Linked DNA regions of Mus musculus: all the other regions are linked to region 1. The links are chromatin loops, found by intact Hi-C in ENCODE. Cell type or tissue: left cerebral cortex. All regions are shown on one strand.

The links. Peaks named below come from ENCODE experiments on the same cell type or tissue, not always from the same donor. Only the 100,000 strongest peaks of a DNase experiment are listed, where the experiment ranks them.
Region 2: it touches region 1 in a loop (2.0-fold over the local background); 5 of 42 quality-filtered maps call a loop at or near these places.
Region 3: it touches region 1 in a loop (3.0-fold over the local background); 22 of 42 quality-filtered maps call a loop at or near these places.

The regions. Positions count from the first base shown.
Region 1 is chr4:8,686,089-8,694,088 of GRCm38, forward strand. Chd7 (chromodomain helicase DNA binding protein 7) reads left to right here and starts at 4,318. Exons shown (of 38, transcript NM_001277149.1): 1 at 4,318-4,687. In left cerebral cortex, CTCF peaks have their summits at 677, 3,960 and 6,113; DNase peaks (open chromatin) are centred at 4,207, 4,996 and 5,979; H3K4me3 peaks cover 2,731 bases; H3K27ac peaks cover 1,700 bases.
Region 2 is chr4:8,780,439-8,788,438 of GRCm38, forward strand. It overlaps Chd7 (chromodomain helicase DNA binding protein 7), which reads left to right. Exons shown (of 38, transcript NM_001277149.1): 3 at 4,904-5,325. Among named protein-coding and RNA genes, the nearest start is that of Gm46841, 67 kb to the left of the region's middle. In left cerebral cortex, no CTCF peak of the experiment used is centred here; no DNase peak of the experiment used is centred here.
Region 3 is chr4:9,092,834-9,100,833 of GRCm38, forward strand. No RefSeq gene overlaps it. Among named protein-coding and RNA genes, the nearest start is that of Gm50597, 25 kb to the right of the region's middle. In left cerebral cortex, a CTCF peak has its summit at 4,425 (motif pointing left); DNase peaks (open chromatin) are centred at 2,986 and 4,410; H3K4me3 peaks cover 189 bases.

The DNA of each region.
Region 1 (8,000 bases):
GATAACTGGGTTGCCAATGGGTGAGATACAGCTATTGTTTACAATCTAATGAGGACATAGGGCAAGAATGAGTTATAATTTAGTATGTGTATGAATGGTATATAATTTAGAAAAAATACGCATTGACAGTCAAAGAAAGGACAGATAATTCATCTTGGAGTTGTGGTGGAATTTCATAGAACACCAAAGAAAAGTGGCTCATTGTCAGAAGCCTGGACTCACGAGACTTGGGGCAAGTGGTGTCATGGAATTGATCCTACCTGTCCTGATGAGTTCCTGGGAGTACCCAAGACATAGTTTAAGGTCTCATATCCTAAGAAACCTATAGTCCTATCTCAGGCAGCAACAGCCACACCTTTTATTTTTTATCTTACTTTATTTTTTTATCTTCAGTTGTGCTAAGGATCCAACCTGGGCTTTCATCCTGCAGGCTCCAGGCTGCTGCTCTGCCTTTAGCAACAGCCCTGACCTGAGGCAGCTCTTTCTTAGGCTGCCATACATCATGTGCTCCTTTAGAAAAGGGACCTTACCATATCCTCAAGACTAAGAGAGGGCATGGTGCTGTAAACACTCAACAAATGTTTTCTCAAAGAATGGCTCAAGTGTAACTAAATTTACTATCTGTGAGAGAGTCTTATCCTAGATGTTCACTCCCCCCACAGCACAGAGAGCCTCCACCCTGTCACTTCTGACAGCCTCCAGCAGGGGCTCTTACAGTATTATGGGCTAATGGAGATGAGAACGGAATTTTATCTTATGATTTTAAAACCAACATCCTATCTGCTTACTTAAAAGATACTGTGCACTTATTGCTAAACATTTTGCACCACATGCTCTTAGGTAAATTAGAAAGCACTGGAAGGGTACTCCACAAATAACAATAATTTGCAGAAAAATAATTGAACCAATTCATATTTGTGTATGAACTATGTTAAAAAACCCAGAAGAAGTTACTTAACAAAGAAATAAGTCTTTAGGCAGAGGAGCCAAAGCCAAGCTCACTTTAATAGGTATGTTGCAGACTACCACTAACTGCAAAGCAGTATAACTAAGAAAGGAAAGGCAAATATTGGGTGAGAACTTGCAATTTTCGATGACATATGATGGCACTTTTTAATGGAGGAGGATGGACTGAGTTCCTGGCTTTTCTCTTGAGTTCTTCCATGGAAAAATTACAGGAAAAATATGTTGTTATTACATGAGGCAGAAAAAGTATTTTGGGGGAGGGGCAGGGAGGGGGATGGCTCAGTAGTTAAGTGCACTGGTTGCTCTTCCAGAGGACCCAGGTTCAATTCCCAGCACCCATATGGCTGGAGGTCCAGGGAATCTGACACCCTGCAAACAAAACACCAATGCACAGGAAAACACATTTTAAAAAAAGAAAGAAAACTTTTGGCTTTGGTTTTGGTGTTTCCTTCAGTACACAACATCCTTATGTATGCCTCTTTTTCTACATATTTTCAGTGGGATTACGGCATCATAATTTAATGCAAATGACTTGACTGGAGAAAGGAACAGAAATTTGGTAAATGTGGATGTAGAACAATTTTCAGTCCCTCTATACTGGAAATAGTGTGCTTTATAAAACAGTTTAGGGGCTGGTGAGATGGCTCAGTGGGTAAGAGCACTCGACTGATCTTCTGAAGGTCTGGAGTTCGAATCCCAGCAACCACATGGTGGCTCACAACCATCCGGAACGAGAAAAATTTAAAAAAAAAAACAGTTTAGATTTTAAAATATTTGAGAGACTGATAGGGCTTAAGTTTTAGTAGATGTTCTAGAAGTTTGAGTGCGTCTCCGTTATTCTGTTTATGCAAATGACTCTCTGTCATAAAGTGTTCACTCCGGTTATTTTCCCCCAATACAGTCAAACTTTTGTCTAAGCAGAGCTTAGCCTTACTCTGGTGAGTTCCATCTCTCTGAGTTCTTGGAAGTGGCTTTCCCTTTTCTGTTAGCCACAGGTCATGTGTTTGTGTTTCCTAACTGCAATCAATGGGTTCCCACTCCATCTGTTAGAGCCCTACCTCCTAGGTCGATAACACCTTTCTGCTGCCCTCAGGGCATGAGCAGCTTGGACAAGCAAGCCCTAATTCTTCGAGGATGTAGACCTCCCATTGTTCTTTCTGTTCACTGAATCTCAACTACCAATCAACTAGACGGCAAAGGGTGGAACCTTGTTAGCTTCACGCCAAGCGCCTAGAACCAAGCCTGGAACCTCTTACAATCCAATGTGAAAAGAATGTAAAAATCTGTCAATGGGGTAGCTTCAGCTGGGTGCTGGGAAGAAAAGCAACTCTTCCGCAGGAGTTTACATTTGGCTGTGAGTGACCCTTATCTGGCCCTGAGGTATTTGCATACTTAAAGCTAAAGCTTGTGAATTCAAATGATTCTCTTTGGGAAAACTTCAAGAAAGAAGCAAACGGAGAGAAGAGTGTTCCAGGCTTAGGGTAGTGGGGGGTGGGTGGGAGCTGAGGCTTAGCCGGTACAAAGCTGCCTAGGTCTGCGCCTGAGGGTCTTCGGGTTTTCAAGGCCCTTGGAGTTCTGCACCAGCAGAACCTCTGAAAGCCTGGACTTCTAACCCGGACTTCCCGGATAAGGAGGATATTAAGTCAGGGAGGGGAGATGTGGCTGATATGTCCCACACTGACTGTGTTTATCTTTGGCACATTACAAAAGTTAGTGTCCCAACGTCCTAGTGAAATACACAAGGACACAACAGGAGACCTCCACATAGTCACTTGGAGCCTAAACGTTATACTTTCATTAAATGTAGAGGTCATATTATTTAGCTTGTAAGTTGTCTTGAAATAGATGCGAGTCTGACAAGTGAGATTCCCCCCCAAGTATCTATGATAGTTTTACTTTGAGGGATATAAACTTATTATAAGTGGAAGACTTACATTAGATTTGTGATTTTTGGTTTATGATACTGGAGCTATAAAAAAGTAGATTTTCAATGTCACATTTTTTTCCCTGTAGTGTTAATGTTTTCTTCTGATTATCTGTAAACTATTTGATGACTATGTTTCTTTTAGAAATCCAACTTATGGCGAAAGAAAACCAGAATCAATGCACTTAAATAAGCAACAATTGTAAAAAAATTTTTTAAAAAAAAGAGTAAAACTATTTCTATTAGGAGATAGATGTCTAACTGATTAAGCTGCAGTATAAATGAAGCAGTTTTGGCAAGTCATTTGTCCATATAAAACTGTGTGATTCTAAGCTCAGTAGTAGTACAACCATCAGTGGGCCAGATTAGCATGCTTTGCCTTTTCTCTACGATTTTTGAGTTCAATAGCACTTACACAGCTGTCATAGCTGGCTGTATAACCTCCTTCCTTATTTATAAGTGAGTGCAGTCTTTAGCCTAATAAAACCATACTGGAGTTTACAATTGTTGACCGTTTATAAATCTGCTCCGTGTTTCACACACAAAAGATGCTTAGTAAATGTTTAAATATCTATTACACAAGAGGGAAACTAATTTAAAAAATGTCTTCAAGGTTAATATTCATCTTGTACCGGAAAGAGAAATGGGCAAGAAGGTCGGCTATTCAAAGCTGGAAGATGATATTTAGTGCCACATTGGCGAAGGAATGATGAAAACACTCCAGTTCTGACACGTTTAAAAATGGGCACACATCCTATTTCTTTGTTTCATAACCATTGCGCTATCCCTTCGTTTTTTGGCATGCTAACAAATTCAACTAAAATCAATGCTCTCTAGTTAAAACTTTTTGATTTAGTGGCAGATCCCGCTGTCCTATCACCGAGGACGTCAGTTAAAGCCAAGTGGTGAGGCAGGGATGGATCTATTTGAAAGGAAAGGCGTCCATCCTAGGTATTTCGTGTGGGAAAATCATCTCAAGTTGAAGGATAATTACAGAAGAGACACCCAAACACCCCTAGCCTCCTCGGTCCGCACCGGGCTGGCCACCCCTCGCGGTGGCGGGGGGTCACTACGGGCTCCGGGCCTCCGCTTCCTGCCCCAGGGCGGCGCACCGCGGCTCCGGGAAGGTGCTGCGCGGAAACGTGGCACCCTCTGCACCCGCGCGAGAGCGCTGGCAGCAGGCGGCCCGAGAGGCTGCGGCGGCCGCGCACCGGGACCGACACCCGCCCGCTGCGCCGGCGCCCGGCGGGACGGGAAGGGGCGGCCGCCCGCGCCGCGCCGCCCCCTTCTCTCGGCCTCTCCGCGGCCTCCGCCACCCCGGCCGAATTCTTGCATAAATTATGCCAGGCGCGCCTGACGTCAGGTGGCGGCGCGCGGGCGCGGGCGCGCCGCGGAGAGAGCCGGCCGCGGGCGCGCGCGGCCCGGGAGGCTCGTGCGCGCGGCGTGCAGGGCGCGCGCAGGCGCTGGCGTGCTGGGGCCGCGGCGGCGGCGGCGGCGGCGGCGGCAGCGGTGGCGGCGGCGGCGCGGGGGTTGAGCCGTGGTGGTGCGGACGCGCTCGTGCTCGGGAACTATCGGATTAAACTTGAATCGAGTGGAATTACACAAAGGAGCGCCGCGGAGGAGGCGGCCCGGGGACCCGGAGACCCCGCAACTCGCCAGAGCCCCGTCCGCGCGCGGCCAACTCCGCGTCCGTGGATCAGCCCCCGGCCGCGGCCGCCGAGCCAACTCCGGAGCCGCTCTGCGTTTTGTTCCCCACGGCGCGCGGCGGCTGACTAGCCCGAGCGAAGGAGCGAGCCGGTGAGCGCAGACTTCCCCGGCGCCCCCGGGAGGGGCGGCGGCAGGAAACCGTGCCGGGCCGCGGCCGCGCGGAGTTGCGAGAGGGGAGTTGGGCGTGTGCGGGGCGCGGGGAGAGGTGCGCGGGGGCCGCGGTCGGCAGGAGCGTAGCGCCGCCCGCCCGGTCGCCTGCGTTGCTGCCGCCGGGGCCCGAACCCGCGGCCCGAGCGCCGCCCCGCGCCCCAACTTTTGCCTGCGTCCGCGGGGCCGGCGGCGGCGGGGGCGCGCGGGGCGGCCGAGGGTCACTTCCTCGCATGTAAATGGCTTTTTGTTGTGCTGCCGGCGTCGGGGGGGACGGGGACAGGAGGGAGCGTGTCTGCGCTCTGGGGAGCGCGAGCGCGTTTCCTCCCGCCGGCACCGAGCACGAGTTGCCGGCTGCGTTCGAGAGAAAAGGGAAGGAGGAAAAAGTTGGGTTCCAACTCCGGCGCGAGCGGCGGCGGGCGCGCGGGCGCGGGGCGCTGAGCGCGGGGCTCGGGGACGGCGGCGCCCCCCGCCTCGCCCCCGCCCCCCGCTCCGGCCCGACCACGCCGCGCTCGCCGGGAGCGGCGGCCGCACCGGCGCGAACAAAGTGCGTCCCTGCGGGCGCGGCGGCGCTAGCCCGTGCGGGGACGGCCACGGGCGAGGTGGGTCGGCGGCAGGGAAAGTGCGCGGGGCGCCGCGTGGGGCGGGGGCGGGGGTGGCGCGAACACGCGGCGCGGGGGGCGTCCCGAGCCCAGCCGGTGGCGGCGGCGGTCGCAGAGTTCCGAGCCCGCAGCTAGGGGTTCCTGGGGCTCCCCGGCAGCTCCCAAGTGCGCGAGGACGAGAAGAAAGGGAGCCGGGCTGGGGCGAGTGCGGGCGGGCGACCGGGGGACCCCACCTTGCCGAGCTGGCCGGGCCGCCAGCGGCGGCATAATAGCGACTTTAATCCGCGATCCCAACTCGCGTCCCCGCTCCCCTCCCCCCAGCCTGTCGGGGGTCCGGGCGGGGGCGGGGGTCGCCAGGTGGCCCCGGAGCGCCGGGGTTACGCGGTGGCCCCGCGGAGAGCCGGCTCGGGGCGCGAGCGGCCGAGGTGGCTGGAGGCCGAGCGGTCAGCGAGAGAGGAAGGAGGGTGGCGGGGAACGCGTTGTTTGTTTGCTTCGCACCGGGGACAGGGCTCGCTGGGGGCGCGGGCGGGGCGCGGCGGGGCGCGGTGCGGGGTGGGCGAGGCGGCGCGGGTTGAGTGGCACGGGGAGGGGGCGGCCGGTTGGCGGGGGACTGGTCAGGAGGCTCCGGGGAAGGAGCCGCTGGCCCCGAGCAGCCATCATTCCCGAGTCGCCTTTCTCCGGATGGCTCTGCCTCGAGGAGCCTTGCGCCGTGGGAGCGCACCCCAAACTCTGGCCCGGTAGCCCGCTTTGTGAGCGCCCCCGTGGAGCCGGCGGCCCGGGAGGAGCTCCGGCCCGGCAGCGCGGTTCTCCCTGGAGGTCACTTTTAGAGACTGTTCACGCCTGGGTTTTAAACTAGTTTTTTTTTTTTCCCCCTTCTTCTTCCCTCTTCTGAACAGACAATGGACAAAAGAAAAGTAGCAACCCACATGGAGAGTTTCCTTTGAATTGCTAGAATTAGATACACTATCCAGTTCTCCACTTGCTAAGTATACTTTTTAGTTTCCCATTGTGTATTATCTAGCAATCGATTTAAATAACTTACTTAAACTGTGTCTATCCTCTGAGCTGGATCTCTGAATATATTAAATATTTTTAAATAATTTTGTGAGCTCTGGTTTTTATTTTTTTTTAAGATTTTAAATTGAAGCCGTCTTTGCAGTGGGTGACACCTTCCTAAGGGGCCCACAGTTACTTTCCCTCAATTCTCTTTCTGTAAGAGGGGGAATACTCATCATACGTGTGATAATCAGTGGGAGAAAAATACATCTCTTTATTTCCTCACAGATCTGTTCTAACGATGACAAAAAAATCTTAGTGGCAATGACCCAGAAGCTCCGTACCTGATTTATTCCAGTTATAATTACGTTTCGATTACAGTAATGTCCGAGAAATAACTTGAGCAGTGGTTTTATGAAGTTGCATCCTCCCCAGCCCCCAGAGTACATCTGTCGCACAGTGTTTTTGTCTCGCTGTTGCACAACAGAAAGCCCTCCAGTCTTTCCCCTAAAATGGCAGCTTTCATTTGACTGGGGCCCATTCATTGACAACGATAATAAAGAGGCTGAAAGCTAGATGCTTGGGGCACAGAGGACTCGGATTGCCTTTCTAGGTGATAAGTAGGCGACATTTTAAGTCTTCCAGTTTCCTTATGAAAAGTTTATTTTCCTTGAAAAACTGCAAGAAAACAAAAAGAACAGTAAAAGTAAAAATTGGAAATGGGAAAGGGCTTGGTCAGCAAATTTTAAGAGCTATTTAAAATGAAAAATGCTTTTTTTTTTCCTTTTTGTCCACTGGGTGAATACAGCACTCCCTTCCCTGTTTCTGGTACCTGCTGGTTAAGGGGGATAATGCGTTTTTGACAGGCTTGTAACAGGTGAATTCCCCAGTGTGACACCCCATTTGAGGTTGTTTCCTGGGAGTGTGTGTTTTGATTTTATATTTTTTAGGTATCTTGCCCCCACCCCTCAAAAAATCTGGACAGATTGGTAAATTTGAAGTTTATGAGTTTCTATCCCATGTTTATGCTTTCAAAATTAAAGTTTCTAGATTAAAACAAAAAACAAGTTAGCTAGTGAGGTAAGTGAATCCCAGGCTGTAGTTACCCTGCTTAATCAGTGGAGTTAGTTTGACATCAGTTTTAAAATTGATTCCCTTTTCTATGTCCTTAGCACAAGGACAGAATGAGAAATAGTAGAGTGGTATGTTAGTTTAATATAGATAGTTAAATCTCAACTTTTTTTTTCTTTCAAGGAGAAAAATAAACTAGTTACACACACACACACACACACACACACAGAGAGAGAGAGACACCACCCCAGTTGAAAGTATTAATTCAGTCAGGAACTTGGTGTTAAAACAGCATTTTTGTGGATTCATCTAGGCTTGGTCTAGTTTTTAATCAGTTTGACTTGTGGAATCTTGCCAATACTTTTTCCATAAGGAGTGTTCTCTGTCAGCCTTGCTTTTCCTGGGAGGTCAGAACTATAGTAAGTTCCTTTATGATTTTAAACATCAAGGCAACATTGCAACCTTTCTTGTACACTGATGCAAAGTCAGGAGCTAAGGAAGCACTTAGATTTTCAGCAGGGAACAGGGACATATACTTGTCTGTGCTTCTGCTTTGTGACCCAGAGTATAATGTGGGAGCCAGGTTT
Region 2 (8,000 bases), 94 kb after region 1:
TGTGTGTGTGAGTGTGTGTGTGTCAGTGTGTGTGTGTGAGAGTGTGTGTGAGTGTGTGACTGTGTGTGTGAGTGTGTGTGTGTGTGTGTGTGTGTGAGTGTCAGTGTGTGTGTGTGTGTGTGTGTGCAGGTTGTTTCAACTCTGTGAGTTTTGCATTTTCCCTAAGAAATGGCAGTTGGCTTACCAGGGGGAGGAAAGGGTGGGTTTAGAGTCCTTCCCCAGAGATAGACTGCAGTAGATGAGTGTGAGACACGCAGGTCCATCCTTTAGGATCTGGGTAGTTTTCAAGGCAGGGCAGGGAGGCAGGGAGCTAACTCGTCTTTTCCTGGTCCCTTCGGAATTGAAGTGGCTCTGGGGGGGGGGGGGGGGATGTTCCGCTCATTGCTCTTAAGCACCTGGCTTGTACCGTGAACCTCTCCACATTTAGATACCAGGTCCAGCAGCCCTTCCCTGTAATCCCAGGTAACCATCAGGCTGAGGCAGGGGGATCACAAGTTCAAGGGCAGCCTGGGCAATGTGCAAGACCCTGTCCCCAACCGAAAGTTATGAAACAAATGCACAGACACCCACCCGTACCCCTGAGGGGGAGACAGGAGAGACAGAGACAGACAGACAGACAGATGAACACGTATCTCAGCTTGAGTTCTCCCACCCCCGTGTCCCAGCGGTTCTGTTATTTGTTTAAATATGTGTTGAATGAACAAATTAGTCTCTTAATAACAAGTGCAGTTTTAAAAATTAACTTTCACCCCAAAAGTCTCAGTAGCACTTACTGAACCCTTGCTGTGTGCTCTGGATCTTTATATTTTGGCCCAAAGGTAGAACTTCAGATTTGATACCAGCCTTACTGTCTTAAGGGAGTGTAGAGGATCCAAGGCCCAGGGGAGACAAAACCAAAAGTTCAGAATGTCCAAAAACATTTCAAAAAAGGTTCATAAAGTGCATTTCCACCTTATGTGACTAATTTGTAGTTTGCAAACGGTTTAAATCATGGTTGGCTGTGTTGTGAGCCCATGTTTCTTGCTACCGAGTTCCCATTGGCGGCCACTTCCTTAGCAGATGTCGTGTCTCTGAGAGCTCCGATGGCTCTTTATGCCTCTCCATAGCTAATTTGCGGGGGGTACAAGTTGGCAGAAACAGTCTCTCCATGGTCCAGCCAGTCCCGGCTCTTCTTTTGTGAGGCATTACTCGGAATCTGTACTTGTTTGCATATGTGTAAATTCAGATATGTAAATGTATGCTTGTTTGCAAATAAGCCTTCACCCACAGGCCTACCGTATGTGAAGTACTGTGAGCTTTAGAAATTGTATGTGTTGTATGTTGGTGCTATGACTCTATATTGCTTATAATTAAGGCAAAATATGAAAAGAAGATAGCTTTTTTAAAGCTAGAAAAACCTTAGAAGGAAAGGACACTTAAAACAGTCAAGAAATCTCTCCTCTACACTTTTCCACCGTCTCATCTGCGGTGCTTCCTAAGTTTGACATAGCAGAGGGATTTGCCCTCGCTTCCCCATTGGCTGGCCTTTGACAGTGCATCTGGTCCTTCGGCAGCTCTGTACAAGTGCTGACTTCCTAGTTGATGTACTGTCAGCAGAAGAGTTAAGGGTAAAACCAATACAACTGGGTTTTTTCTTTATATAAAACATACACCTTGGGCCATTTTTACTTATCATTTAAATATCAGTCCGCTGGCTTAAGACCCAAGAGTCCATACTGTACTTCTTACAGACACCACAGTATGTCAAAAGGAATATCATGAACGATGTCGGGATGTGAAGTCTGCATGGTATCTAAAATCCCTCACCTTCGTTTTAATAAATGAGAGGTTTAGGAATGGCCTATATGGTAATATCAGATGTTAATGGCATTGATTACCTGTCAGGCAGTGGGGATTGATGGGAAAATGTCCGCTGTAAAATTAAATAGCATTAGAGAAGACTGTACCAAGCATTTGGTGGGGGTAGCCAGGGAAGTGGGGGGCCTGAGGGACTGTCAGGGTTTTACTGGGAGCTCCAGGTTTTTTTTTTTTCTTACCCCACATGATTAAGGCAGACCATCTGTTCTTTGTTAAATGTTTACAAAAACAGCTTCCCTCTAAAAGATTCAAGGAGAAGTAGGTCTGGTAAACACGCATTTCCCTGAGCACCTTCCCGCCCTCCTTCAGATAGTACCAAAACAATTCTGCCGTAGAGCAGACGAGATTAATACGTTTCTATGTTCCATCTTTACTTTTCCCCTCCTTGTGGGAGATTAAATTTTTTACAGAGTCCCTAATTTATGGCCTCATTTATTTATAAAAGAAGCATCTAAAGTGATTTGTATGCTAACATGTATAGATGAATTTTCAGCTTTTTTTGTGTTTTTATTTTGTGTGTGTGTGTGTGTGTTGCTCTTTTTAATTCATACATGTGCGCTGGAAAAGCTCTCAGGGGACACTGGTATTCTGTAACTGGAGTGGAAGCCATGCAGGTTGAAGATGGGTACATATCCCTCCCATAGTAAGTACATTGCTGTCCTACATTGGAGCCATCCCTCCGATTTTCCCTTGGTTTTTAGGAATAACTTTTCTTCTATTTTTTTGAATGCTAGATTCTCCCACAAAAGTTTCATTTCTATCCTCCATGCAGAAAGCTGTGTCTTCCTCCTGCTCAGTTACGTTAGGAAATGTAAGTAACTGAGCTTGAGCTGTTTCCATGTAGAAAGTGGAAATCAAGTCAGCCAACTCAGCTAGTAGCCGGGGCTTTGGTTGCTCGGGTCCCTGAATGTTTGTGAGGGAATATAGGCCAGTAGTGACCCTTCAGGGTTTGCTCAGTTCAGTGTTGGCTCCATGTTTTGTCTTTTCCAGAAAGAAGACTTCAAGAGGAGTGGGTTGGCATCAGAGAAGTGCTAGGTTTAGGAAACACTTCACCTCTTTCCCTTACGTGACTCCTGATAGCCTCATCACCTCCTAGAACGCACTTCCTGTCTGGAAGATGGGGTAGATATAACCACATGCTGTTGTCCTGTGGGACCTGTGTGCGAGTGTGTGTCGGCGTGCTCCTCCTCCCACGGTGCACTCACCTCTGACTTCTGACATGCCTTTCTGAATTCATTTCCTCTTTGCTGTGACCAAAAAAGGGCAACATATATTTTTAAGATTGGTCTTATACCAATTTGTTGTTGTTATTGCTGCTGCTGCTGCTGCTGCTGCTGCTTTTAGAACGATGGGGATCACAACCGGGGCCTGTGCCTGTTAGGCAAGCACTCTAACTATGAGCTATATGCCCAGCTCACCCCATAATGGAAAGAAACTTAACAAGTAGAGAAGCTGAACTCTGGGTGGGGGAAATGACTTCCCCAGAAAGTGTAACTGTCATTAGAGTAGCCAGGGCAGGCTTTGGTTGGAATGGTGGGTTACCTTCTTAAGCTTGTTCTAGTTTGTCATGTTGTTTTGGAGATGATCATGGAGCCCCTTGGAGATAGGATGAAACTTGAGGCACCTCTCTAGAAATACTCCTGTGTGTAAGGTTTTAGGAGCTGGTTGGAGTTTTAAGACATTGGATGAAGAAGGAAGGCTGCATTCAGGTGTCACCTCCAGTCCTTGTGTGGCCTGAAAGACAGAGATAAGTTCTACGATTTCCTTGTAGATTCAGGTATATGGACACATAAACTCACTATAGGGCAGAAGATATGCAGCCATAAAGATTTTATGTTGAGTTGTGATTTCTGTAAACTGTGCTAAACATGAGCTTCTAACCTTCCTTCGTGTTGAGTCTGTGGACTAAGCCTGGGCCCTACACTGCTCTGTTTTTGTGGGTTATAAGTTGTATCACCTTTGATATTGGTTCCGTTATGACTTTTGTTTCCTCAGGCAGGTTACTTTATGTTAGTGTGTCATTGTCCCCAACTGTGAAACTGGAAGGTTCCTCATAGTCCAGAGACCTGGTGTGGGAATATAGTGATGTTTCGGCCATGAAGCCTATGCTGGGCTTGTTGGAAGATCACTCAGCTCTCAGGGATATAGGGAAAAGGCAGAGGATGACTGAGGTTGCAGATGGGACGTTTTCAGTTATTCATTTGAAATGTGAAGATTTCTCAGGTGCAGCAGTCTGTCGGATGGATGATGCGCCTGCGCTGTCGCTGCCCTGTCTTGGGTCCTGGGCTTTGAGGTCACTCTGTGCAGGAGTTATTTACTCTGTTCTCACTTGACTTCTCAGCATCTCATCTTATTTGTCAGTATTTTTTAATGTGTACTCCCCCCCCCCCCCCAATTAATGTCAGCATTGATTTCATCTGTCTATCCATTCATCCATCTATCCATCCACCCATCCATCTGGCTTCAAGAAGTTAGGGAAAAAAAAGATTGTCCACATTTCTAATTACTTCAAGAAACTTAGCCAATGCAAAATCATTCTTTCACATGACATTTTAATCTAGACAATTTAATGTTATTTAATCCATATATGACCTGTGTACTCTGTAAAGGTTGTATTGTACTTAGCTCTATCTTTTTAGTACTAGAATCTTTCAATGTTGGATATGCTTGTTCTTTGTACTCTATCTGTGTCTTTGAGTCCCCCCCCCCACCCCCCATTCAGAGAGAGGCCTCTGAGGCTGAGCCTGTGTTTTCATTTTACTTCTTGCCCTGTGTTCTTGCAGTTGAAAGGTGTGGAATGTCTAGCTCTGTAGCCTCTTTCCCTTCCTGCACTAATGCTTTTCTGTAGTAATAAACTGGCATTTAAAGCATTCCCCTTAAAGAAACTCGTATGTTTCTAGGCTGAGAGAAAAATGGCGAATCCTGTTACCCTTAGTTTGTAGACGTTGCTTCCTTGAGTATAGAATAGGACCATCAGCCATTGACTCCTAGTTCCTTTCTTCATCGTGAAGAATGAGACTAATTCAGTCCCATTTGTGTCTCTTAGCATTCTCCATCGGAGCCCTTTCTAGAGAAGCCAGTGCCGGATATGACCCAGGTCAGCGCACAGAACGCTCAGCTAGTGAAGAGCGACGATTACCTGCCGTCGATAGAGCAGCAGCCACAGCAGAAGAAGAAGAAAAAGAAAAACAACCACATTGCTGCAGGGGATTCCAGTAAAGGTTTTGGTAAAGATGACTTCCCTGGTGGGGTTGAAAACCAAGAACTGCGCAGGAACTCACTGGATGTGTCCCAGGAAGAAAAAAAGAAAAAGAAAAGGCCGAAGGTCAAAAAAGATCCGAAGGAATCGAAGGAGCCGAAGGAGAAGAAAGAGCCCAAGACCCCAAAAGCCCCGAAGATCCCCAAAGAGCCAAAGGAAAAGAAAGCAAAAACTGTCACGCCAAAACCCAAATCCAGCAAAAAGTCAAGGTAGGCTGTGGGTGATCAAAGGCTGCGCATGGGGCAGACCAGCCTCACGCTGCAGGGTCTGGGTGAGTGGGGGTGTGGAGTGCCTGTGTATTTTAGATCATTTGTGACCAACTTTGGCTCATACAGTGCAAAGCTAAGGTGTTTGTGTATTCCAAACTTTAGGACTCTACTCTTACGAACTGCTGATTTATGCAGAGTTTTACTGGATAAAAAAAATGTTATTTTGCAGCCGGCTTCTTTTTGTAAAAACCACAACGGTGCTTGGTTCTCTCCGTAACTCATAGGGGAGGATTTCAGAGGAAAGCAAGGCCACTGAATGGCTCTGAACATTTTACTGCCAACTGCAGAATTTGAAAGAGAGTTGATTGTGTCTGCTTAGCAGGATAGGTCTTTCACGGCAGGTTGAAGTCCTTGTGGACAGTGTGGGAAAACACAGTGGAACTCATCATTAGATATGGCTTCAAGAACAGGCATGGGCTCTGGGTATAGGAAAGAGCCTCTCTTGCTCTGTATGCCCCACCAAGTCTCTGGCCCCCTAGAAGGCATATTTATTCAGTAAGAAAATCCGAGAGAAGACATTGAGGACTAATTTTTTTCATTTGTCCTGAACATTTCCAACAACTGTTCTGAAGCAGTTCCAGACATCTGAATCCGTCTTTCAGAATATGGCTCATGTTAGAAAATATTAAAATATGGTTTCCAGATGGAAGTGTAGCCGGACTCGGTTAATCTGAGCCTGTTCGCATACTCTGATAGAAAACACACTCCACTCTCTAGCCCACGTGCACATGTAAACATTTATGTGCTCACACACTCAGTTGGGTCATTGCCTCGTACTTTCTGTGTGGAGCTATAGCCCTTTGCTGATGGGCTACACTGTGTCATGTGCAGACACATACACCAGTGCACAGAGGAGGTCATAGGTGCCGAGAGAGAGAGAGAAGGGGGCAGCTTCTTCAGTGTCCCGCCAGCAACTCGACCGTATTCCGTGGGTTGAGGCTGTGAGTTTTCTTTTTACCATGGATTACTTGTGTGGTATCCAAAAAGCCAAGTATAGACGTTCACTCAAACTTACCAGTGCCCTTATATTTACAGACAAGGCTTGATTGTGCAGTCTTCATTGAAAAGGTTTTTTTTTTCCTCCCTGTGAATATTTTCTAAGCCCAGAACTCATTACAAAACCTTTGCATTTATTAAAGAGGCATTTTATTGAATGCTTATTTGTAGGTAAGTGTTCGGACTATAATGATAAGTAAGATACAGGTAAAATTTTTAGTCCGACAGTATGTGTTTGTTTTTAAAAAGCTGCTGCATGAATGTAAATACTGGGCTTTGGTCTGAGGAAGCACATCCCCCAGGGAGAGTAGTCAAATCCAAATCTGAAACAGAAGGTGTGCCCTCTTTTCTTAAGGTGTAGGTGTGTGTACTAAAGGGGTGTTCTGGACTTTAGCGGTATTATCCCCAACACTTTTAGTACCAGAATAATTTCAGTTCAGTTTTCTTTTGTTGTTGTTACTATTATTATACTTAATGGTAAAAATGGATCGAATCATTCTAGGATTCCGATATAGATTTCCAACCATCTTCAGCTCGTGTCTGATCAGGCAGGGTCTATGTTCCCAGCTTACTTGGGCATATCCTTACCAGCTGTGGAGTGGTTCGGAAACAGACTTTGAAATGGTGTATGTAGTAGTGACCCTTGTATCGTCCCTGACACCTGCGGGAATCCAGCCTGGTCAGCACTGGGTGTGTAGCATTTCCTTGGTGCAGCTAGAGATCCTGTGTCCACACAGAGAGCTATTGGGGCTGACTCCAGGGTAGCCAGAGACTGCACTCCTGAGAGTGAGGTCTCTGCCGAGTGTTTAGCACAACTTTTTTTTTTTTTTTTTTTTTTTTGTAGGGACAGGAGGGAATTTTTACTTAAGAAGAAAATATACTTTCTTCCTTCTCCCTGCTGGCACTCACTAGTTGTCTCCCTTAGAGCTATACACAAATGCTGTTTTGAGTCTTAATGGTTTGGGAACCTTTGACAGGAGCAGGGTGATGTGTGTGGAGATGTACAGGGGTCAGGAAGCCGCATCAGGTATGTGCCAGAGACTTAAAGGCCATGTTTAGGGGTGGTGCTGGGAGATGGAGGGAGTTGGTAGCACCTCTGTTTGCTTGGATCACTTCACACGCATGTGACCACTGGCTGATTTACAGTGAAGTGTGGTAAGGGCTATCCCCAGCAGCTTTCCCGTTGTTGATGGTCTTTCAGGATTGGCTGTCCAAACATAGGATAATTGCATTGAGATGTTAAATAAATTAACAAACCAAACCATTATTTTGTCAAACCACGTTGTTGCTATTGGTCAGATGAATTGAGTATGTCAATTGTGGTCTCCTTGTTCAGTTACATCTACAAGGAAATAGCATCCTTGAATCAAGGATAACGAGAATGCATACAACTCCATGTAGATTTTGAATAGCATAGCAGAATAATTATGTAAATTGGATATGCAGTGATGAAGGTAATGGGGGGTTTGGGCTGTGTTAGTGCTGGGGCTCAATTGCCAGAGCAGTTTGCGTCTACGCCGTGAAACACAACAGTGGCAATTTTGTTTTGCAAAATGCTATGTGATACCGGTTATTTCCATCCTTGAATAAGTTAACTTGATGAATTTGTTTATACAGAA
Region 3 (8,000 bases), 410 kb after region 1:
GACAGAAACAGAAAGACAGACATTTCTTCCAAGGAAACCGAAGTTTTAAGGAACGAAAGTAATCATGAGACACAGAGTACTCTTTATCAAGATAGCAATGGTTCCACGACGCATGCCTGGGACAGGCTGCTGGCAGGGCCCTGCGAGGCTCGCCTTGGACACGGCTACATCTATAGGATGGGCTTGGGGTTTTTATCATGACATAAGGAAAGTGCGTGAGCTTTGATATCAGGGACTTTGGAAACTCTTCAGCCTGTGGTCTACCTGTAGGGCCCTCAGAAACTCATGTACATCCTCCCTGCTTGCTTCCTCCTTGGTTGTATCAGATGTGCTAGAAACAGCGTCTGACTCACCTGACCTTAATGAAGATGTGCTCCCTTGAGAGTGGTTCTTACTTGAAAATGATATGGAACCACTGTAGTCCTGATGGTCTCCAAGTGGCCAATGGGCATCATTGTTTCAGGTTGTTTTGCTTTTAGTTGGACAATGCATTGTATTTAGGAGATGTGTGAGGGAGTCTAGAGAGGGAACCACGAATGTCGGCTCTATGTGACTACAAAGATTCTGAGCTCGGCAGGCGGAGGGGATGCCCGTTTCCTTCTGCTGTTACGATGAGTTATTGTGTTCCTAGTGTCACAAACAGCACTGCTTTAGGTCCAGAGTTCGAATTCAACCTGGAGCCCCTGGGTTGGTGAGAGCTTTGTCTTTTCTGGACATTCTAAGGGAAAGTATGCTGTTTGCTGTTCCAGGTGTGAAAGCGATGCCCTGCCTTATGGGTCCTTCACCATGTTTAAGACCAGAAACCACAGGATAAGGGGTTCTTATATCAGGCACACTAAACCTGACTTGTCCATCTTTCCTCCCACATCTGAGGTCTTTGTGATTACCTGTAAAATCTGCAATAGTCTCCCCACGTTGAAACCCTCTGATCAAAAGCCTCATTTCTGCATATAACTTTGGCCCCAGGCCTTGGCATCTTTGGGAGACTATTACTCTGCTTCCCAGGTGGGACGGCTGCAGGTAGCATCATTGGGCAGGAAAACCTGTGAGACACAGGGGAGGCAGAGCCTGAGGGGTTAGGACAACGGATGGAGAGGTGTTAGATCAGAAGTCTGAGTGTGGAGGGAGAAATACCTGCCTTGCTGAAGCATGGGAACGGGACCTGGGCACACTTGGTTTACGACAACCCAACTCTTTTGTTCACCAAAAATCTCAAAATTCTTGTAGGCATGCAGGGCAGTATGTTCTTCCTTTGTGTGTGCCTTTCTATATGCATAACGACTACGTAGAGCTCTATTCAAGTAAGTAAAGCAGTCAGAAAATAGCCTGCTCTATCGAAGTTGGCATCTGGAGCCACATAACACTCTATCCCCTCGCCCTTGTAATACCCTGAGTTATTTTAGTGTGAAAACCTTGTGGCTAGAGCTGTTTTGCATAAAGCCCTTCCGAGAGGTGCCTAGAGTGGCAGTTTGTGGTCCAGACTCTTTAGTGAGGGGAGTGTGGGTGTCCAAAGCCTGTGGGTCTCACTCAGTCATTCTCCAATCCTGAAAAAAAGATAGTTCATTATAATGTACTCGCTGGTGGGGAAGGGGAGGTGTCATTTTTCTGCCATTTGGTTGAGATTTACAGCAAATGGGATTCAGAGGATTACAGCATGAAGGAAATGTCAATGTTAAATCTATAGACGGTCCCTTTAGTGCCTCGTGTCATAAATTAAAAGCAAGCACAAGTGGGAAGGCTCGGTGAAGGGGACACAGGGAAGCGCCAGGTGGATCCGTGTTTGCTTTTCTTTCTGGAACACACATGCTCGGCTGCCCTGGCTCACTGCCCCCTCGCCCCTCCCCCAGCAAGAAGCCACTGCATCTGTGTGTCCTGGCTCGCTCCAGCTCCCTCGGCCACCTTAGTAACGTGTTTCCGCAGCTCACTGCAAGGCCAGCATCAGGTGTCACAACTGCTAGGGTGACTGGGTTAATGGCCAAGGCATTTTCCCCAGAGAAGCAGAGACAGACAGACTTGCCTTTGTCTGCTCTGAGAGAAGTTTGAATTTAAAACTTTGTCCCAGACAATGTGCTGGGACCCCTGGGGTTTGGTTGTTTGGCCATGTATGCTTCTCAGCAGTGCCACTAGCTCTGTTAGGAGGACCTGCATCCTGAGGATCTTCTTGCTTTCTTCTGAACCCAAGTTTGATTTGAGTTCATGAAGTCAGGCCTGTGAATGAACCCTTTCTACTGGACTCTCTTGTGGCCTCTCTCCACAAGTGTTGATTCTGAGCATGGGAGGTAGGGCAAGGGCTGGGCATGCTGGTTTAAATCCCTCTTCTTGTCCCCTCACCAGCCCCATCCCTGCCATACTAGAGTGGCTCTGATCTACAGGTATGTCCCTGTAGCTATTACCTTGTTGGTAAGGGTGACAAAGACTTTGTGTAGTCTCCTTCAGTTGTACACAGGAATATGTGCATTAAAATAATTTTTGATAAGTTTATGTATATTATGTTTGTTCACATACATATGTGTAGATGCAAACATATATAACATCATATATGTTTGTTCACATGTTTGTGTGTGTGTGAGTGCACAGACATACGCTTGCACGAGTGCACACACACACACACACACACACACACACACACACACACACACACAGCATTGTGTAAAGAGGTTGTGTAATATGCATGCTGAGTTACATCCCTCATCAGCATTATGTGCTGATGCTTTCACATCAGACCGGCTGTATTGGAAGACATGATCCTTGATGCCAAAATGAAGCCATATGGGAGAATTGTACATGGACACCTGTCCTTACAGGAAAAGATTAGGACACAGACACGCACAGCAGGAAGACTAAAAAAATGCAAGGAGACAGAGAGATCTGTCTGCGAGCCAAGGAGTGAGCTCTTACAAAAATCAAAAACAACATACAAAACAAAACCAGCTCTTGCGACAGCTGGATCTTGATTCAGGCATCCAGAATTGTGAGTTCAGAAATGTCTCTTATGTAAGCTACCAGCTGTAGTACTTTGTCATGGCAGCTGAGCAAACAAATAGGAGAGTCTCCTGAAGCTGCACTGAAGTGGGGAAGCCCAACTATGCAAGCCCCATTGCTGTTCTTAACTACTGTCGGTAATTCGAGTAAGCCTTAGCTTGTATATTGAGAGCGCTCCGCTCCTGTTGAAGGTTTCTCCTGCTGGCCTTGTTTGTATTTACTGACAAGCTCTGACGTTGGTCCCTTTCAGAACTCCTTCATGTGCTCTTGACTACTCTTGTTATTTTTCAGGTGAGCTATGGAGTTTTTAAAGCTTACTCTTTCCTTTTCTTAATTAAAGAAAACAACAACAACAACAACAACAACAACAACAACAACAACAACAGTACTAGTACCTATGCAAAACAGATTTTGGTTTTTAGACACAGAAGGAAGGTTTCAGGAAGCCAAACAAACAATAAGATTTGGAAACTCCCCAATGAGTGCGGGTTTCTGACCCCAGGGCAGTGACCAGCACCCTCATCAGAGAAGTAGAACAATTCCCAAAGGGACATCATCAGGTCTCAGCCCTGGGCCAGCACAGTGTGGATGGCCCTGGTGAGAGGCCAGTCCAGAGACTGCACTTTCTCTTCCTAACTGGAAGCACAGGCTAGAAACCTGCTGATCCAGAGAGGGTGTGGGCAGCCCTGACTTGACTGTGCTCCAGGTAAGCTAGGTGCCTGGCTGGTTGACCCTGATCTACTGGTTGGGAATGTCTGCCCTAGAGGATCTTTCACAACTTCATAGACTGCTTTCTTAAGGACAGAATCAAGTGGCAATTGGATGTTCATCTACAACGAGGCTTCCTATCAATAAATTATAGTGGCTCCCCTGCACAGAGACCTGATTGCTTGGCCTCTATAGGCATACTTGGCCTATGAGGATTTTTTTTGTAAGTCTTTTTCCTAGTCTATAATAATATGCAGTATTAGCATCGTGCCCTGATTTTTAGCTGTAAACACAGTACATAACTTTTTAAAATTTTTTACTGGATACAGTTAGCGGCCTTGTCCATCTTTAAATCTTTAAAAACTACCTGGAAATGAAAAACAGAACAGTCATAACCAGCCTATGTTGCTTTAACGTAGCTTTCAAGGCAGAAGGGGAAAAAGATTGCATATCCGAGGAGGTAAGGGAACGTGATAGGCTGGCAATTCTGAGCCAGCTATGACCTTGAGTGTGATCAATAGGCTGCTTCCTCTTTGTCAGGCAGAGCTGAATTCCAACTATTTTTCCCCAGCAGAGGCATTCATTTAATGATATTAAAATCTTCATTGATTATGCTCCATAGTTTGAAAATTGAAGCGGACCAAGTCAAACTCACTCAACCCAGTCGTCCTCCAGGCGCCATTGAAAGGAGACGTGGACGCGCAGCTATAACTAAATGCTGCCACCTAGAGGACAGAGTCGGTATAGCACCACGCCTGCAGTTGGTATTCTCCGGACTTCAGGAGCCCAGTCTCTGCTGTGTTTTCCTTTGGACTGTTCTCCCCGTGACTCAGATCGGAATACAAAGTGGAAGTTTTTGTATCCTCTAGGGAAATTATTCTTTATAACGATCGTTTAAATTCTCCCAAGATGAGTGTCCAAGGAGAGATAGACACTTGGAAGAGGAGCCCGGAGAGGAGTTGCCTCACATGCAGCTTCTGAAGCGATGATGTGAAGGTCTACATGAGTCTTTGGTATTATCTCCTCCTCACAGCAGAATATGAGTCCGCAGTGTTTCTCCCTGTAAAAGGCCGACAGTTCAAACCCCACACAGACGCCTGGGAAGCTGGTGAACAGTCCATTTCCTCGCCGGCTAGTGCTGTTAGAAGTGGGCTTGTCTTGGGAGAAATTCCAGTTTCAAGCCATCCTAGTCACACAAGGAAAGCCTGTCCCAATGCAAACAACAAAAAGAGAAGGCCTTTCTATTGGCTTAAAGCTAATCCCCGACTCCCAGCCCCTGCGCGCCTTCAAAGCACAGTGCTGCTCGTCTCTGAGGTTGACTGTGGTTCTCAGATTGGCCATCCAGGTTGCTGCTTCCTTTGCCTCCTCACAGAGGCTCCTCCATTTACACAGACGAAGTGCTCCTAAGCTACCGAAAAAAAGCTATGTATTGGGTCATCAGGTAGAAGCACACCGAGGGAGGTGGGCATGTTAGGCGCACCACAACCCAAGACTTTCCCTCTCTGGCGCTAGCCTGGTGACACAGGCTGCGGCTGTTACACTATGGAGAAACTCCGGGACCTGTGTCTTGTGCATGTCTGTAGAGTGGCACGAACACAGGCTGCTTTCTGCCAGGGAAGAAAGAGCTCTCTGTCTGGCCGAGTGTGGCGCAGGCAGGGCCGTGTATCTCTTTTGGGTTTTTTGTTTGTTTGTTTGTTTTTGTTTTGTTTTGTTTTGTTTTTGTTTGGTTTTGGTGTTCTGTCCATCTTGTTTGGGAAGCCCTCATCTGCGTCACTGAATTCAATCCCCTCTTCTGTTTTTGATTAAACTGCGTTGGGTGGAGACTAACCTGGGGTCATTTATGTCCTTCTGATGCTAATTTGCACAACCGATATTTTCTTTTACACTCTGTAGTTTAAGAGGTTTTCCTTTTCTAAATGAAATGTAGGGTTTCACAATCACATGGGGGACCAGACCGATGGAAGTGGTTCTGCTTGATGCCTTTAAAATTGTACAGAAACGTAAAGGAATTCACTGGGTGCGTGCGTGAGCATCCATTGCCATTTGATTAACATATCTCAAGGGTCAGGGCAGTAGGCATCGGCTCAGGGTGACAGTGGTAATATAAGTTGCCCCACACTGTCTTGGGGGGCTCTGCTCATGGGACATGAAACATGACAGTTAGTTTAGTAGAATCACACAATGGGGTGAAAACTCCCAGGGGCTTGCACATTGGGTCTATTCTAAGCCTGGGTTCTCTTGTGATGGCTTTGGGGGTAACTCAAACCAACCTTCCTACAGAGCTTTAATTATGCATAATCACCAGCAAGCTTTGTTCTGGGCTATCACTTTCATCTGAAGCTCAAAGAGCTCAAACATCATTACCTCATTAAACCTTGCAACACCCCTGCGAGGTGAGGCGATTAACCCATTTTCCAGACGGGGACATAGAGGCACAGAAGGTGTCAGTAACTGTCCTAATGTTACATGAATCAGAGTTAGGTAGACAACAGAGCCCACTCATGTTCCACCCCCAGTCTGCTTCTCAGAACCTTCCTTGCCCCATCACAGAAATAGTCACCCTCAGACCTGGGAACCAGCTCTACCTGGTTGTGCGCTGTGTTGAGCAGTATTCAGAACATCATACCTGGCATTAAATCAATATCAAGATTTAAAAAAAATAAAACTAATGCCTTTTAAGGAAAATGGATATGACAATAATCACTGAAGCAAAATGGGAGTCTCCCAAAGTCCTCAGCGTCTTCTCATAGAGGCCCTTCAACTTTTCTTACATTAAACCAGGAAATTCCACTTGGCCAAGCAGAAATGAAACTTGAACTTTACAAGCCTCAGAACTCTGTTTAAATGGAGGCATGCTAATGTTTGTCTTTTAAGTTTGATAAACAACGGTTTCTCCTTGGCTTCACTTCAGTGCAGGCTGTCTTCACATGAACCTCACGGTTGTTTTGTTGTGGAGTTAGGGGAGGGGCCTTGGTGTGATGGGGTGAGAGTCAACAGGCTTTCTTGTCAATGTTGGGGAACTATTGAAAGCCTGATATCTGGGATCAGGGGCAGAAAAGCAGCATTCAGTGAGAAGTCAGGAGTCTCCCTGGGCCTTTGCGTCTATTTATGATCTGTTTATGCCGCAGACACACTTACACGCAGCTACTGGCTAGGTGCAAAGCAGCTCTAAGGGGAGCAAAATGGAGTAACCATCCTTCAGCAGTTTGTAGTCAGTGGGCAAAGATAAGCCAGCATGGGAATATCAGGGTAGCTAGCCCCTGTGGAAGCATCCCCTAGGCATAGTCAAGGTGATTAGCTCAAATGGCATGCCAAGCTCCTTGAAAAGGTAATGCTTGGACATTGGAGGTGAGTCTAAAGGATTGAAGGCTCTCCTGATGAGGTTGTCATGACTAAACTTCAAGGGCTGTGTGTTTGGAGAAACCTTTCACGTGGATGCAATCCCAGCAGCAGAACCAATGTTTCCAGTGTGTATGAGGAAATTATTCCTGGCTAGAGTACACAGATACATCAGAAATGGGGCTGGTCTTCAGGCAAATTATAACGTGTTACAAAAAGCAGGATAAACTTTAAAAGGCACGTAACAATATAGTTTGACATGTGGTTATTACCACTTTAGAACTTACCCAATAAGGAAAATAGAACTCCAGAGGGAAGGGAACAGAAAGCTGGAATTCTAGAGTTAAGCACAATTCTGGGAGGATGAGAAACTGACTCAGGCCTCCTGCTTTGGGCTGGCTTCTGTTACTATGACAAAATGGCACAAACTGGGTAACTCCATAGAGAAGAGAGATGTATTTCCCTTAGCCCTGGGGGCTAGGACATTTAAACTAATATAGCAACAGTGCTGGCCTGCTTTCTGTCATCAACGATGCGGGCTATCACATGACAAGAGTCACACATGAGAAGAGTCACAGAGTGTGCCCACTGTGCTTTCCTCTTTGCCTTACAAAGTCATGGATTCCATCATGGGGACCTTCTCTGACCTATTGGTTAAAATGATCCATTTTCATATAGTTATCTAGTTCAATGCCACTTGAGAAATGACAATCTTTTCATCCTTTAATTATTTAAATTATGTACATTATGTAAAAAATCAGTTATCGGGCTTTTTTTAGAGCTCCCAATCAAGTTGACACTGTTATGTCTATCTTGTACTAATGCCATAGCATTTTGATTAGGGTAGCTTTGTAATAAGTTTGGAAATTGGGACATGTGAGTCCCCCAACTTGGTTCCCAATCCTAAGGTTGTTTTGACTATTCTAGGTCCCTTTGACTTCCCAGACAAACCTTTGAATCATCTTATCAAT